Linked DNA regions of Homo sapiens: region 2 is linked to region 1. Evidence: read pairs that join two places in POLR2A ChIA-PET (ENCODE). Cell type or tissue: MCF 10A. All regions are shown on one strand.

Region 1 (8,000 bases):
CTTATGTTTAACCTTGCTGGCTAATGTAGTTATAATCATTAAGCATTACATTTGACTCCGTTTCCTAGGGTGGGAGTGGGAAGGCAAGAAGGTGATCTACATAATTCTTAACTAAAGAGGAACCATATGTCAGTTCATTTTTTATTCTATTTTATTTTTTGAGACAGAGTCTTGCTTTGTCGCCCAGGCTGGAATGCAGTGGTGCAATCTCGGCTCACTGTAACCTCCACCTCCCGGGTTCAAGCGATTCTCATGCCTCACCTCCAGAATAGCTGGGATTACAGGTGTGCACCACCACACCTGACTAATTTCTGTACTTTCAGTAGAGACAGGGTTTTGCCATGTTGCTCAGGCTGGTCTAGAACTCCTAGCCTCGAGTGATCCACGAGCCTCGGCCTCCCAAAGTGCTGGGATTACAGGTGTAAGCGACCATACCCAGCCTCAATTCTATATATGACAGTTTTTCTTAGTGCTAATTTCTGGCAGGGAGCTATCCTAAGATCATATTTATAGGACACTGACACATAACACCATATCTATGACAATCAATTACAGCAAATGCAAAAGCAATCTTCATGCTGGTGGGTCACGTGAAGTTATCAATTCCCAAAAAATAAAAAACTTCAAATTTCAGGTAGAGTGTAAGTAAAAAGAACAGCATATTTACTTAAGAATAAAAAATTAATAGCAAATGTTTAAAGTATTTGTTTTTAATCAGCTCAGAAAATCAAGCTCAGCTTAATTGTATCTTTTATAAAAAAAGAATCTTAAAAGTTGACTTATTACAATTTCCTGATTCAAAATGAACTGCTATTCCAGATTCCTTGCCAGAAAAAATGTCTAGGTTTTATTCTTGGTAGTATTTTGGATGAAGTCACCACATTTTTTAAAACGATGGTTTATTTCCATAAAATCCCATGCTTCTTAGCAGATTTATTCATCTCCTAAATTTCTAAGACTCAACAAAATTTCTTCCTAAATTAAATATAAGTAGGTATATGCATACAAAATGTTTAAATTCATGATCTACATGCCAGATAATTTTGTTCAACACTGATTCTTAGGTTGATTGATACAACTGGATATACCCATACAAAATACTAAAAGTCATTTCCTTAAGGCTGGATACAACGTTTTAATGAAACTTTACTGCTTCCTTCAAGAGGTCACCTTAATTATCCATCAGCTTTGCAGAGGCCTTAATGTATCTCTTAAAATTTACAATGAGTGCTACTGCTATGAGCTTTAGTTTCATGGGGTTGGAAATATAGGCAAATATCACTGATGTACACTAATAATAAACTGTCAGTACACTATACATCCCTGAGACCATGTTAGAAATGTTCATTTTCAAGTTATAGGCAAGCAAAGAGCATAAATTCTGTCTCAGGGCCACGGCAACAAATTCTTCATCCAATGGTAGTACTGATGTTATGTATCCGTATTTAAACAAATAAGGGCCCCAAGTTTTTCCAAACATTGATGAAAAAATTTATAGTTACCTGCAAACTTTTGATACACATTTCAAACAATGATACACATTTAACTCAACGTACTTCTGCTTAAGTATTTACATTAAAAATCTACTGAATAAAGAAAAAAGCTAAATCAGAAAAATATTTCAAATAAATGTGTGTGCTGACCGTTTTCCTTGTAGCCCATGCCAAGGATGACCTCGGGTGCTCTGTAGTAGCGAGTCACTACATAAGGCGTCATCATAAAACTCGTTCCTGCAGTCCTGGCCAGACCGAAGTCAAGAATCTTCAAAGTGCAATCAGATTTTACTACTATATTACTGGGCTTTAAGTCCTTCAGAAAATAAAAATTAAAAAATGACTGCCATGATATATAGGAAAATCCTACAGTTCACAATAAAGTTATACTATCCCTTGCAAAACATTCATGTTAATTGTTCGTTTTTCTCACTGTAATATTACTGCACTGATTCATCGTTAAAAGGCAAACCTGAGAAGTCAGTTTTATGGGATTTAAAATTTATGAATACATACAGTTATTAGAGAAGTTAGTAATGTTTTAATTGCTAGAAATTATGATTAGCTAGACATTTTTGGTTAGAGTAAAAGGGATTTGAAAAGACATCGCAAAGCTCACATAAAAAAACTACTATAGTAAAAGAAAGTCATAAGTTAGCATTTATATTCATTTGCATAACATATTACCAATATTTTTAAAATCTCATTTTAAAGTCACAATAAGCTTTATACAGATGTTTTAAGTCAACAACGAGCCATCTTGTCAATCCTAACAAATGTTATTTGATCTTTTAGACTGGCAGATACCCAGTTCCAAAGGACTAGAAGAGTCATTATCCATTTTTCCATCCCTGATTTCCCACCTGAAGTCACACAAATTTGCTATAAAATTTCTGTCTGTTTGTAGAAGTAGGACACCATTGCCTTGGTGCCACTAATCTATAAAATTACTTGCTATAGATACTACTGAATAATTCAGAATTTTTCACCTGGCCCCTACTTTAACATATTCTGTGCTGTGCCCATCAAAAGTCAGGCAGCAGCATAAACACTCATGGCTTCATGTTTAACATACTTTGCCTGTTAGCTTTGATGAATACTATTATAAGCCAAAGGACCAAAAAACGAAGAAAGCATAAATCCACAACACAAATGCACTGTATTACCTGTACTGACATGCAGTATACATATTAAATATCACCGATTAATACAAAAAAGGAAAATAGCCTGCTTGAAAGACAACTATTACTTTTGTATTACTTTTGTAATGTTAACATACAGAAAAGCATGTATGTTGTCTTTAACATATTTCGACAGGCAATCATGGATGGGTTTAGAAGATATGTAATCTAGTGGTTTTATGAAATTAAATATACCAACAATTCAAAGGTCTTAATGAAACAGAAGAAAAAAATTTTCATTATTGGTATTCTGTAAATATAATGTTGCTAATACTTCTAAAATACAGTACCTCAGCAAAGAAACACTGCATGTTTAAGAATAAATATTACAAGCTTTGATACTACTTCAATGTTTAGTGTGATGGTTGAAGGTTACTGGCTCTTTATACTAGCAGATTCCAATTTAGAAATAACATTCCAATTTCAAGCACTTCATTGTGAAAAAATTAAGAGCAAAGTAACAATTTTTAAAGACAGATATTTTTGTTAAGCAAAAAAATTGTCAAAAAAAGCCTCAAAGACTATTAATTGAAATTCATCCATATATATCAATATGTACCTTACAGCTGTTAATTACACTGCTAACTATATATAAGAATAGCAACTTAGAATTTATGCAGGCAGTGGAACTAACCCAACATTCTGTCTTCTTCCCCCAATTTTTCTAGCTTCCTCAGTTAGGCAAGGGCACGTGGGTAGTTCTAGTTCATGGGATGTGAGTGGAAGTAAAGAAGAGAAGGGCCAGTGCACAACTTCCTGTCATCTCCTGCCCTGCTTTGGTGATTAGGAACTTTCCAGAGGATTCTCTGGCAGCCTGGGTTGCTGATCATCTATGTAAACGCACAGTCCACAAACCCACCATGATCTGCACCACACATTCAGCAAAGGAAATAAGCCTGAGTCGTGCTAAGCCACTGAGAATTAAGGGTTTATCTGTTATTCAGTACAGCTGAGTCTATTCTAACACTGAAACTGGTGTCAGAGGTGGGGTGTTAATTATTATAAAAACATAAGATCCTGGCTTAGCAGTTGAGCAGCAGGGAAACTCACATCGAAGGCTGGAAAGGTGATCTAGGTTACGTAGTAACAAAACATTTCATGAAGCTGTCACCTGCACAGCCACTTGTACAATGAACCTGAAGCTCTAGCACAGGGGCTGGCAAATTAAGGCCTGCCTGCTTTGTAAAGAAAGTGCTGATACTGAAACACAGTCATGCTCATTCAAGTACAGATCACCTATGGCTGCTTTTGTGTTACAATGGCAGAGTCTTGTAGCTGTGACGCAGACTATTATCCACAAAGCCTAAAATATTTACTACATGGCTTTGACAGAAAAAGTTTGTTGAACCCTGCTCTAGAAAAGACTGGAAAGCAAAACTTCAGTAGTTTGTGTTGGTAGCTACTGGTTGCATTTAAAAGAAGTAGCCACCTTTTAAAGCAGAAATAAAAGGGAACAGAGCCTAGAATTTCAGGGTCTTGCCATTTTGGAAAAGCTAAATGCTACTAGACCCCTGGAAGAAAGTATGGTAGATTGTTCTGCAAATATTCCTGCTCACCCCAGACTGTGTCCTCACCCTATCGATAGGTTCAGTCACTTGTCTTATTTTGTCCAATGGAATATGGGGGAATGTGTTTGACTCAGCATAGCTCTTGCTCTTCTACCTTTCACCATGAGAAAAGGATGTCTCTGGTGTATGCTTCAGTTTAGATGCTGAAACCTGAATATGGGACAAGCCTGAACTTGACCCACAGTTTGGAGCAGTGTCACACAGCCAACCCTGCAGACCCAAGTAAACAATAAATATTGCCTTAAGCCACTGATATCTTGGGTTGGTTTCTATGCATCATTTTCACATAATAATTATGAAACCCTTTCAGGGAAAAAGTCCTGTAAAATTTTCAATTGATAAATTTGCCTCAGTCTGCCAACAGAAGCTTGAAAGCTTACAGGAAGACTGAAGACAGCCTCAATTAAGTCCAAGAATACAGGACCCATGAGCTAAAAAAGATACTATGAAAGGAACTACAATCAGAAAGATAAGAAATCTCTTAAATTTCTGAAAGAGTTAGTTAACTGTCAGACCTAACGCCAAAGGTCTATGATCCTTCTACACTTCAAACAGGAGTTCTCAATTCACAGTAATTTTGCCCCAAAATAATATTTGGCAATGTCAGAAAACATTTTTGATTGTCACAACTGGGGAGTGCTACTGGCATCTAGTGGGTAGAGGCCAGGAATGCTACTAAACATTCCATCATCAAAAGAAAGAACTGTTTGCTCCAAAATGTCAATAGTGGCAAGGCTGAGAAGGATGGCCTTAAAATGACCCTTGGGCCCCAATCTTTTATAGGTAAGAAGCAGGCTGAGAAAGGTGAGCAGCCCTCAAGGAAAATACATTCTTCAATATCCACTTTAGATATATTCATGAGGATAGCAAAAAGATGACTCTCCCACAGGGTAGAGCCAGGTACTATAGAGAACCACAGAGATCAGTCAGGAGGACTGATTAGGAATATTCCCCACCCACGGCAAGGGACACTCACAATGTCTGTACAGAAGAATTTAATTACAACTAACCAATGACTGCATTTTTCAGTTTTCTAAATGGGATTGTTCACTGTGATAACACTGGCCCTGTCTGACCACTCCATCTATGGTATTTGGCAGGGGAGCAGTGGTTATAGGGTTGGCCATATAATTTGGTCATTCCAGTTCCTATGTTTCTGGACCAAGAGGAACAATGCCTGGATTTGATAAATGTCTTGATGGAATAGAACTTTGGGTTATTTCCCTTAAGAAGGTGTGGAATAAAGGGAGCAAAGGAATGTTTGCCAGCCAGAAGAACAGACTGTGGCAGAGGCTGGGGCTCACCACTATGCTGAAGTCTGCTCTCCCCACATTTCCGAGTTTCCTTACAAATTAAGCAAGTCTATGGCTAGCTTTGTCAATGCACTCTAAGCAGAAGTCATGTGTGTCACTTCCAAGCAAAGAAGAGCCATCCATGCACATCACTTGGCTTTCTCTTTCCGACAAAGTGACCCGCAACTATCTAGATGGTGGGACCTCGTCAGCTTTGGTCTCACAGTAGCAATCCTGACTTGCCCTGAACCCCCAAGGGATGAAAGGTCAGGTTATTTTACCAAGTAAGTAACCTCAGACTAGCAGAAGTACTAGCCAAGGGTGGAGGTGAATCTAGAATAAGTAGTAGAGCAGAGAGATGAGTACCAATCGTGGCCTCAAGACCACCTGCAAAAAACTTAAATGCGTATCCCCACTCTAGAGTTTCCCAAAGAGCCCAAGCCAAGATAAAGGGAGATTCTTCATAATAGATAACAGACCCCAGTAGATCTCATTAGCTCCACTTTATCACATTAAGAAATTTTCTACAGATGTACTTCATTTTTACCACTTTATGTACTGATACTAAGGGAGTAAGTTAGAATATCCCAATACAACTGTGCTTGTGCCATTCTTCTATTTTCTACAGTTTAAGCTTTTTGTATAGCAACCCTACTTCATGTATAATTGTGTATCCTAATTGGATAGTATCTTTCACCTTGAAAACGCGAGACTCTTTATTCTCAGAGAGGAACACTTCCTCTCTGACCCCACCATATTCAACTTTATCTCATTAAATAGAGTTACCCTTGTTTTAATGTTTGCATTTTCCTGGTATATGTCTGCCAACCTCTCTGCCTTCAGCCTTTTGAAGTTAGCTACGAATGTTTGTGTTATGGAAATACGCAGTTGTTGTTGAGCCTTGTGTGCTGCCAAAATCTGACCTTTTTAAATTAAGGAACTAATCCGATTAACATATTACCATAAATATTGCTCTTTTGTAATTTTGTGTTTGTTTTTTGTGGTTCTTGTTGTTTCCATTGTTTTCTATCTTCTACCATTTGGTCTGTTTTTCTGGTCCAGCCACCTGCTATCCTCATTAATCTGGAACCTTTCTATTTGGAGGGGTGTGCTTTACTAAAATCAAATGAACTTCCACAATGTTGGATTACTGCCCCGGTCTAAGGACTCAGGAAACAAACAACCCAAACCTAGAAGTTTCACTCGTCTGCTCTACTTCACATACTGTATGAGTAGGGGCTCAGGAAGATAAAATACTCTCCCATTTAAAGAGATTTTTATTATGTTATTTAAAGATTGCATTAGACAAATGATTAGAGCAGCTGTATATGTAATATACAAGGAATTCACTTACAATGATAATTAAGGATAAGCCTGTAGCAGGATTGTTCACTTAAAAAAAAAGCCCCAATAGCCCTAAGACATAATTGTCTTATACTGTGAAAACTCTCTCTGTATTTATTTTATTACATGAGTAAGGTTATTTGACGCAGATGACTCAGAAGGAAGATGTAATTCCACTGAATTAAATAATTTTTAAAAATTCCAGGCTGGGCATGATGGCTCATGCCTGTGATCCCAGCACTTTGGGAGGTCAAGGCAGCTGGATTGCTTGAAGCCAGGAATACAAGACCAGCCTGGGCAATATGGCAAGACCCCGTCTCTACAAAAAAATAAAAAATAAAAATTTGCCAGGCATGGTGGTACATGTCCATAGTCTTAGCTACTTGGGAGGCTGAAGTGGGATGATCACTGAGCCCAGGAGGTAAAGGCTGCAGTAAGCCATGTTCATGCTACTGCACTCATGCCTGGGTGACAGACAGAGACCCTGTCTCAAAAAAAAAAAAAAAAAAAAAAAAAATTCTTTTCAACCTATTGAACCCAGGAGTTCAAGGCTGCAAGTGAACTATGATTACGCCACTGCATCCTGGCCTGAGTGACAGAGGAAGATTCTGTCTCTCAGGAAAAAAAAAAAAAAAAATCCTCTCAATACTTTTCAAAGAATAAGCTAGATTTAACTAAAATACAAAACATACCAACACACAAAAAAATTTTACATAAATGTTCATGTCAGCATTACCTGTAATAGTCAGTGGTAACAACCCAAATTATAATCAAGTGATAAATGGATAAACAATATATCTATACAGTGAAATATTTGTCAATAAAATGACAAGAAGAACTGACACACAATAAATACATGAATGAACCTTGAAAAGATTATGCTAGGTAAAATAAGCCAAGCACAAAATATCACATATTATATAATTCTATGTACATGAAATGTCCAGAATAGACAAATATACAAAGACAGAAAGTAGATTAGTGTTTGCTTAGGGCTAGAGGTGAAAGGAACACAGAAGAATGGGAAATAAAGATGAGTGGATGTGGAGTTTCTTTTAGGGCAATAGAATTTTCTAAAGTTAAGATTGTGGTAACGAGCATACAATCTTCAAATATAATAAA
Region 2 (8,000 bases), 53 kb before region 1:
TGCTGATAGATCAACCAGAGGATGAAAGCTGAGCAGTCATTGGTGACTTGAGCAAAGGGGCTTTTGTGGAATGCCTGATAATAGTGGGAATGAGAAAGGATGATAGGAGGGGAATTGGAGTGTCAGCATAGCCAACTCTTTCAAAAAGTTTGCAGAAAAGGGAAAGAGAGAAATGGGGACAGCAGCTGGAGGAGGAGGTGAGGTAAAGAGGAAGTTGGTTTATTTTTTTAAGTTGGAAGACAAAGCATCATTGCAAAAGATTGATGGTGTAGGAGGGACAGAGAATTATTGCTGGAACACCAGTGTCTCTTATGGATATAGATACAAAAATCATCCACAAAATCCTAACATGCTGAATCCAAAGAATTATACGCCATGATGAAATGAGATTTATCGTCTCTAAGAATGGAAGGGTGATTTAATGTCTGAAAATCAATTAATGTACTATATTAACAGAATAAAGGACAAAAACACATGACCGTCTTAGTAGACTAGAAAAAGCATTTTATAAAATCCAGCACCCTTTAATGATTAAAACACTCCAGAAACTAGGAATAGAAGTGAACTTCTATTCTATCCCTAGGAATAGAAGGGAATTCCTATGATAAAGGGCATCTCCAAAAAGCCCACTGATAATAACATACTTAATCGAGGAAGACTGGCTAATTTTCCTCCAAGATCAGGAACAAGACAAGGATTCTTGCCTTCACCACTTCTATTCAGCATTGTACTAGAGGTTCTAGCCAGGTCAATTATGCAAGAAAATGAAATAAAATGAAGCTTGATTTAAAAGGAAGACATTAAAGTATCTCTGTTTGCAGATGGCGTGATCTTGTGTACAGAAAGTACAAAAAAACTATTAGAATTAATTAAAAATTCAGCAAGGTTGAAGGATACAAGATTAGTATATACAAACCAATTTTATTTGTGTACAGTAGCCATGAACAAACTGAAAACGAAATTAAGAAAATTTCATCTACAGGAGCATCCAAAAGAATAAAATACTTAGGGATAAATTTAGCAAAAAAAAGTATAAAACTTATATTCTGAAAATAACAAAGCATTGCTGAAAGAAATTGAAAAAGATCTAAATAAGAAGAAAGACATCCCATGTTCAGGAATGAGAAGAGTTGATATTGTTAAGAGGCCAATACTCCTCAAACTGATCTCTGAACTTCCACGCCCAGTTCAGGGAACGCAGCCCCAGAAGGATGCATGGCGCAGTACCTCCTTGCCAGCTCTCTCTGAGAGGAGAGAGAAGGGAGACAATAGTCACCGGGTCCCCAGGGCTGCCTCGGCATCTGGTGGGTGCTTGAACATGTGTATCCCTTGCCTGGTTGTCTGCAGAGAGTCTGCAAGCCCCCTTAAAGCCTGGAATTTATATGCATAGGAAGGGGTTTAGCCAAGCCCATTGCATTGAAGTGTGAGAGGAGGCAGAGTGAGGCTTTGGCAACAGGCTTGGGTCTAGGTGTGATTTGGCTCTGCCACTTGCTTGCTGCATGACCTGGCACACCTCTTATCTTCGCTGTACCTCTGTGTCCTTGTTTGCAAAATAGGAAGAATAATATCTTTTTTGCAGGATTGTCATAAGAATTAAGAGAGAAAATGGACATAAAGTGCTCAGCGCTCTCTGAGTACTAAATAGTCCTCAGCGTTCTCTGAGTACTAAATAGTCCTCATTCATTCATTAAACACTTATTGAGACCTGTCACATGCAGGCAGAGGACTCAGCAGGGAAGAAAGCAGTGTACAGTGTACAATTCAGTGGCATTAAGTGTATTCACACTGTTGTACAACCATCACCACCATCCCTCTCCAGAACTTTTTCATCTTCCCAAACTGAAACTCTGGCTTTCTCCCTCCAGCCCTGGGCAACCACCATTCTACTTTCTGTCTTTATAAATTTGACTGCTCTAAGCACCTCATGTAAGTAGAATCCTGTAGTATTTGTCTTTTTGTGACTGGCTTATTTCATTTTGCATAATGTTCTCAAGTTTCATCTATGTGGAATATTGGAATTTCTCTCTTTTTTAAGCTCAAATAATATTCCATTGTATGGATATACCACATTTGTTTATCCATTCATCCATTGATGGACACTTGAGTTGCTTCTGTGTTTCAACTATTGTGAATAATGCTGCTGTGAATATGAGGGTGCAAATATCTCTTTGAGTCCCTGATTTCAATTATTTGGGGTATATACCCAGAAGTGGGATTGCTAGATCATATGGTAATTCTATTTTTAATTTTTTGAGGAGCCTCCAGACCATTTTCCACAGTGGCTGCCCCATTTTATATTCCCACTGGCAGTACACAAGTTTTCTAGTTCATCTACATCCTCACCAGCACTTGTTTTCTGTTTTTTTTGGTTTTTTTTTTAATAGCCATCCTAACAGGTATGAAGTGTTATCTCATTGTTCATACGGTGTTGAAAGAGGTGAGAGAGTGAGCCAAGGGGACATCTAGTGGAAGTGTGCTAGACTGACGCCATAGCTTGGGCAAAAGCAGAACATCTGATGTGGTCTAGAAGCAGCACAGAGGCAGATGGGCTGGAGGGAGTGAGGAAGGGAGCCACATGGGAGTGGCCAGAAGGTAGAGGCTTCCTGGGCCCCTTTTAGTACTCTAGCTGTTATTTTATTTTATTTTGTTTTATTTTATTTTATTTTATTTTTGAGACAGAGTCTCGCTCTGTTGCCCAGGCTGGAGTGCAGTGGCACAATCTTGGCTCACTGCAACCTCTGCCTCTTAGGTTCAAGCAATTCTTCTGCCTCAGCCTCCTGAGTAGCTGGGATTACAGGCACGTACCACCATACCCGGCTAATTTTTGCATTTTGAGTACAGCAGGGGTTTCACCATGTTGGCCAGGCTGGTCTCGAACTCCTGACCTCAAATGATCCACCTGCCTCGGCCTCCCAAAGTGCTGGGATTACAGGCATGAGCCACCACACCCAGCCGCTGTTACTCTTTTTTTCTTTTTTTTCTTTTTTTGAGACTGAGTCTTGCTCTGTCACCCAGGCTAGAGTGCAGTGATGCTATCTGGGCTCAACGCAACCTCTTCCCCCCCGGGTTCAAGCGATTCTCCTGCCTCAGCCTCCCGAGTAGCTGGGATTACAGGCACCCGCCACCGCACCCAGTGAATTTTTGTATTTTTAGTAGATACAGGGTTTCACCATCTTGGCCAGGCTGGTCTCCAACTCCTGACCTCATGATCCACCCACCTCGGCCTCCCAAAGTGCTGGGATTACAGGTGTGAGCCACCGCACCTGGCCCAGCTGCTGTTACTCTGAAATGAGGAGGGGGCATTGGAGGGCTTTGAGCCGAGAAATGTCTTGATGTAATACATCATTTAAGAGGACCACTCTGCCTGCTGACCAGAGTTGTACAAGGGGGAGCTGGAGATGAATTTGCAATAATCCAGGCAAGAGAAGGGGGTGCTCTCCCTGTGGTCAGGGTAGTGAAAGTGATCAGATTCCAAATCTATTTTGCAAGTAGGATGATAAGCTCTCCTGGCTGTGGATGTGAGGAAGGGCGCAGTGGAGGCTAACTCCATGGTGTCTGGCTGGGCATCTGGAGGCTGGAGTTGTTATGAAGTAAGAAGGGAAGACTTAGCACAGAGCTGGTTTGGGAGGCTATGGCAAGGCCATAGCTCTGTTTGGACACGTTTAGGTTTGAGGTGTCTATGAGTCATTAAACCAGTGGAGATGCTGAGCGGGCAGTTGGATTCAGAAGTCTGGGGGCTGGGACTGGTGCTAACTAGCACTGTGGTAACAGTTCCACTATGGCCAGCAGGCACCGCCAAGCAAAGCCCTGAAGCTGTTTGTCCCAACCTTACCAGTGGCAGCGCAGAAGGCAGTCTTGGGGCTAGGAGCCCAGCTGGGAAAAGGTGTCCCTGCCCAGAGTGACTGCTTGGTGCTGGGGCGGGGCATGGGGGCCGGAGACAGGCAGTAGGCCTGTGGTCATCATCGGAACTGCACTGCCCTGGCCTGGCTGTGTGGGAATCTCACAGGCCTCTGGAGGCTTTTCTCAGACCCCCAGGAGTCAACTCTCCTGCCCTTGGGTTCCTCTGGAATCATGGGTGGAAAAAAGAAGGGAGAAATACAGCTCCCTGAAGCCCTAGGGCAGGACATGTGACATGGAAAAAAATCCAACCTTGGGACAACCTGGTGGGATGAAATGCAACCTTGTTAGCTGGTAGTGGTCATCATTTGATGGAATGACATCTCTAAAAGGAAGCCCTGGAGGCATAATCAGATTCAGAGTGAAAGGTGATTACCCCCAGGCCAGGCTGCCAGTGGTAGAGCCCAAGGTCCTAGTGGACCACTTCTCCCCAGCACTGCTTGCTCTATATCCCAGCCCTCCTGGGAGATTCAAGAAGACAGTCTTATTTCTAGTTCCTGTGAATGTCAACCTGCCTGGCCAGTGGGCCTGGGCTTTTCCAGGCAGCCCTTCCAAAAGGGGAGAGAAAGGACTCTTGCAGACCTGGGCTAGGCCTCAGGTCACTAAGCCAGCAGAAGGGGTACTTGAGACTAGTTCTGGTGCCTTCCATCCATTCTAGTGGGCCCTAAGGGTCCATGTACTCAAGTGGAGAAGATGTCCCTATGGACCTTGGATCCTGTCCAGGCTCATAGAGGGCAGGCCTGGCCTCTTCTGGGTATAGAGGGTGTTCAGAGCACACTTGGGCCTCCTTCCCCTGCAGCGCTCAAGGCTTCTCCCCTGCCAGAGCCCCAGGAGCCTGAGAACTTGGATCCCCAAGGCAGAGGAAATGGCCTCCAGCCACAGCCACCCTCCCCCACCCCTGCTGATGGGACAGCCACAGAGCTGTTTACCAGAACAAAGGCCCGAGCAGCTGCCTTATCTAGGGAGAGCCTGGTAAGCTAGTCGGGATGATTTACAGGGGGCTGTCACTACTGCTTCCTGCAAAGGTCAGGACGCTAACGTTCAACACTCTTTTAACCACCTTGCTGGTTCATTAAGCCCTTCCTTCTCAGCAGCTCTGATGAGAAATGCCCATCAGCTTGGCCAGTTTGGTTTCAGTCTGGCTTCAATAGACCTCAGATCACAGAACCAGAAAAGAGTTTGTCTCCATTATTGATAAGATGGGGATGAACCCCTGGGGACCCCAGCATTTCCTATCCTGGACTCTGTGTCCCTGCTGAGCCTGACAATAGCCCTGTGAAACCAGTCCCATTATATCCCACTTTTGGTGAGGAGACAGAATCAAGGAGGCTCCAGCATTTTGTCCAGACCACAAATAAGTGGGAAGCTGGCATTTCAACCTAGTCGGCTGGAGTGCAGAGCCTGGGTGCTGGCTGCCTGCTGTAGAGAGCAGGATGCCAGAAAGCCTCAGGGTGTCCTAGGGTTGGGATCTTTGTCTCTCAGCTTGTTCCAAGTGGCCCTGGAGGACTTCAGCCCACACACCCTGAGAGAAGAGGAAGGGAGCTCACACTGGCTATGGGCTGCCCTTGCCAGGAGTTTGGTACAATCTGGAGGCAGCAGAGACTCAGAGGTTCAGCAACTTACCTAACAACACACAGTGGGGCTGGGGGCAGCGCAGCCCACCTCCAGGGTAAGCTCATCGCTGGATGCTGTTGCCAGGTAGGCCTCAGCGCATTCTACCCACTAGATCTGAGTTGTCTTGGTTGGGGAGGGGGGCATAATTAAGACTGAAGGAAGAGGCAGTCCCTAAGGTCCTGGATCCCAGCCCTAGCCAGGGAGCTGTTGTACACACAGCTCAGAGACAAAGACCATCCAGAGTGAAGAGGCCAACTGTTAACTGGGTTGCTTGTGTGATTGGACAGACTCAGGTTGTCAGCTCCCCAGCCCTGCCCTGAGAAGGCAGTCTCATGACTGTCTCTGCACTCCCATCCCCAACAGGCCCCACAGCTAAAAACCACCCCTGAGGTGGGGTGGGCATTGGCAGGGCCAGGGCTTCACCTGGAGCTCAATGTGGCAGTGCCTGCCGGAGCCTTCTAATGGGTGGTGCCTGCAGGCCTCTAGCCATGTGGGGCTCCTGGGTAGGGGTGGAGGGCACTCTGCAGAGACTGGCCAGTCTGACTCTGAAGACACAGGCAGGGAAACCATGGCTCAGAGCAGAGAAAACATGTGGGCAGCAGACCCTGCCTGCCCACCTGAGAGAAGCCTGCCGGCCCCTGGTTGGTGAGAGCTTCTGCTGAGCCCTTGGCCCCTGCTCTTTAACATGGACAGGGCTGCTCAGAGCTGGCAGGTCCCTGGGCCGTGGGAATGCCAGGCTCTGTTGGTAGGTGGAGGGCAGACATTCCTTGGCTTGTGACACCCTGCACCAACCTGCCCTGGCACCCTCATGTTCACCTGAGCTCTGGGGAGGGAGAAAACAGCTCCGCGGCCCCACTCCCAGTTTTGAGGACCTTAGCCCCCATACTTAGTGTCAGGGCCAGGACTAGGGATCCTCACTGGCCTGGGGCACAAAATGTAAGGGGGCACCAAAAAAACTCAGTAATCAAGATATTTTATTGTAATCTTTTAAAAAATGAACATGAATACTAAAATATCCTTATATTAGGTCCACATTGCAGCTCTAACAAACTGCCAGAAATTTGGCAGCTTAAAACAACACAACGTGATTATCTTCTAGTTCTGGAGGTCAGAAGTCATAACCAGTCTTCTAAGGCTAAAATCCAGATGTCAGCAGGACTGGTTTCTTGTAGGACATGGGGAGAAGCAGTTCCTTGTATCTTTAACCTTCCAGGGGCTACAGCAAGGCCTTGGCTGCGGCTTCAGCACTGCAGTCTCTGCCTCTGTCCTGCCCCCACCGCCTCCACTGTGGTCAAACTTCCTTCTGCCTTCCTGGTAAAAGAACCCCTATGATTGCACCTGGCCCCTTAGATAACCCAGGTTAACCTCTCCAGCCCTCATCACACCTACAAAGTCTCTTGTACTGTGTAAGATAACACAGCCACAGGTTCCAGGGATCAGGACATCTTGTGGGGAAGGGCATTATTCAGCCAACCACATCCATGGTCAAATGCAAACATGTGAAATAAAGGCAGGAATGTGGTGGGATTGGGGTGGGAGGCACTCACCCTCAAGGCCTGTGCAAGTGCATAGCTGCTCCTTTCTGTATTGAAAACTTTGATCTTTTGTTCATCAAAGATTTTTTGCCTAATATTTATTCTTAAAAGTATTACAATAAAGTGTTTATCCTAGTTACTGAGTGAGGTTTTGGGTGCCCCTTAAATTGTGCCCCTGTGGTGAGTGCCTGGCTTGTTTCACCCTAGGCCAGGCTCTGCCTAGAATGAGCAAGAGGCGTGACCCAGCTCTGCACGTCCAGCTTGAAGAAGGGCCCCAGCCTCTTCCAGCCCCAGGGCCGCAAATCCCTCCCTTAAGAATTCTGCCCTCTAAGCAACTTTTCCCAGAGTAAGCACCTTGCAAATGACAAAGCTGGTCTTAAACTCAGGCTTAGCTCAACCCAGGCTGCTTAGCTCTAGCAGGTCCTTACTAGAAATTTCCAATATGCATGCATTTATTTTCACATACGATTTTTCCAGAGTTTTGGAAAATAATATTCAATAAAGAAAGAAGTCACCCTGATTATCACTTGACCCATAACTTGCTGAACCATGTTTTCTTTTTCAAGTATTATATTCCGGACTCACTAGTAACTCACAGTATTTTTCTTCTAACAAGTGTTACTCCAATTATGTCTGCACCTTTGGTCAGCTACTGTGTGAAATAAATATTCAGTACAAGCTAAAAAAAAAAAAAGAATTCTGCCCTCCTACCCTTGGGACTCCCATCCCTGCTACTGGCGTTGCATTGCCCCTAGCCGTGCCTCTCTGTCCACCTGCCTTCCTGGTGTACCCATTCCAGCCCTCACCCTTTGGAAGTATGGGGATTGTGGGCTGGTCTCAGAAACCTAACCCAAGAAGAATACAGGCTTTGCAGAAAGATCATGTAGGTGTTAATGAAGGTCCATCACCAGCTGTATGACCTTAGGCAAATCACACAACCTCTCTGATTCTCTG

The links. ChIA-PET counts read pairs that join two places held together with the same protein. Peaks named below come from ENCODE experiments on the same cell type or tissue, not always from the same donor. Only the 100,000 strongest peaks of a DNase experiment are listed, where the experiment ranks them.
Region 2: POLR2A ChIA-PET joins it to region 1 with 9 read pairs; 1 of 35 experiments calls an interaction of 5 or more read pairs at or near these places.

The regions. Positions count from the first base shown.
Region 1 is chr10:48,413,964-48,421,963 of GRCh38, reverse strand. It overlaps MAPK8 (mitogen-activated protein kinase 8), which reads right to left. Exons shown (of 12, transcript NM_001323329.2): 6 at 1,644-1,809. Among named protein-coding and RNA genes, the nearest start is that of ARHGAP22-IT1, 94 kb to the left of the region's middle. In MCF 10A, no CTCF peak of the experiment used is centred here; a DNase peak (open chromatin) is centred at 4,403.
Region 2 is chr10:48,467,196-48,475,195 of GRCh38, reverse strand. The region is part of intron 4 of ARHGAP22 (Rho GTPase activating protein 22); the gene reads left to right. Among named protein-coding and RNA genes, the nearest start is that of ARHGAP22-IT1, 40 kb to the left of the region's middle. RefSeq lists an enhancer at 4,331-5,213. In MCF 10A, a CTCF peak has its summit at 3,961; a DNase peak (open chromatin) is centred at 3,675.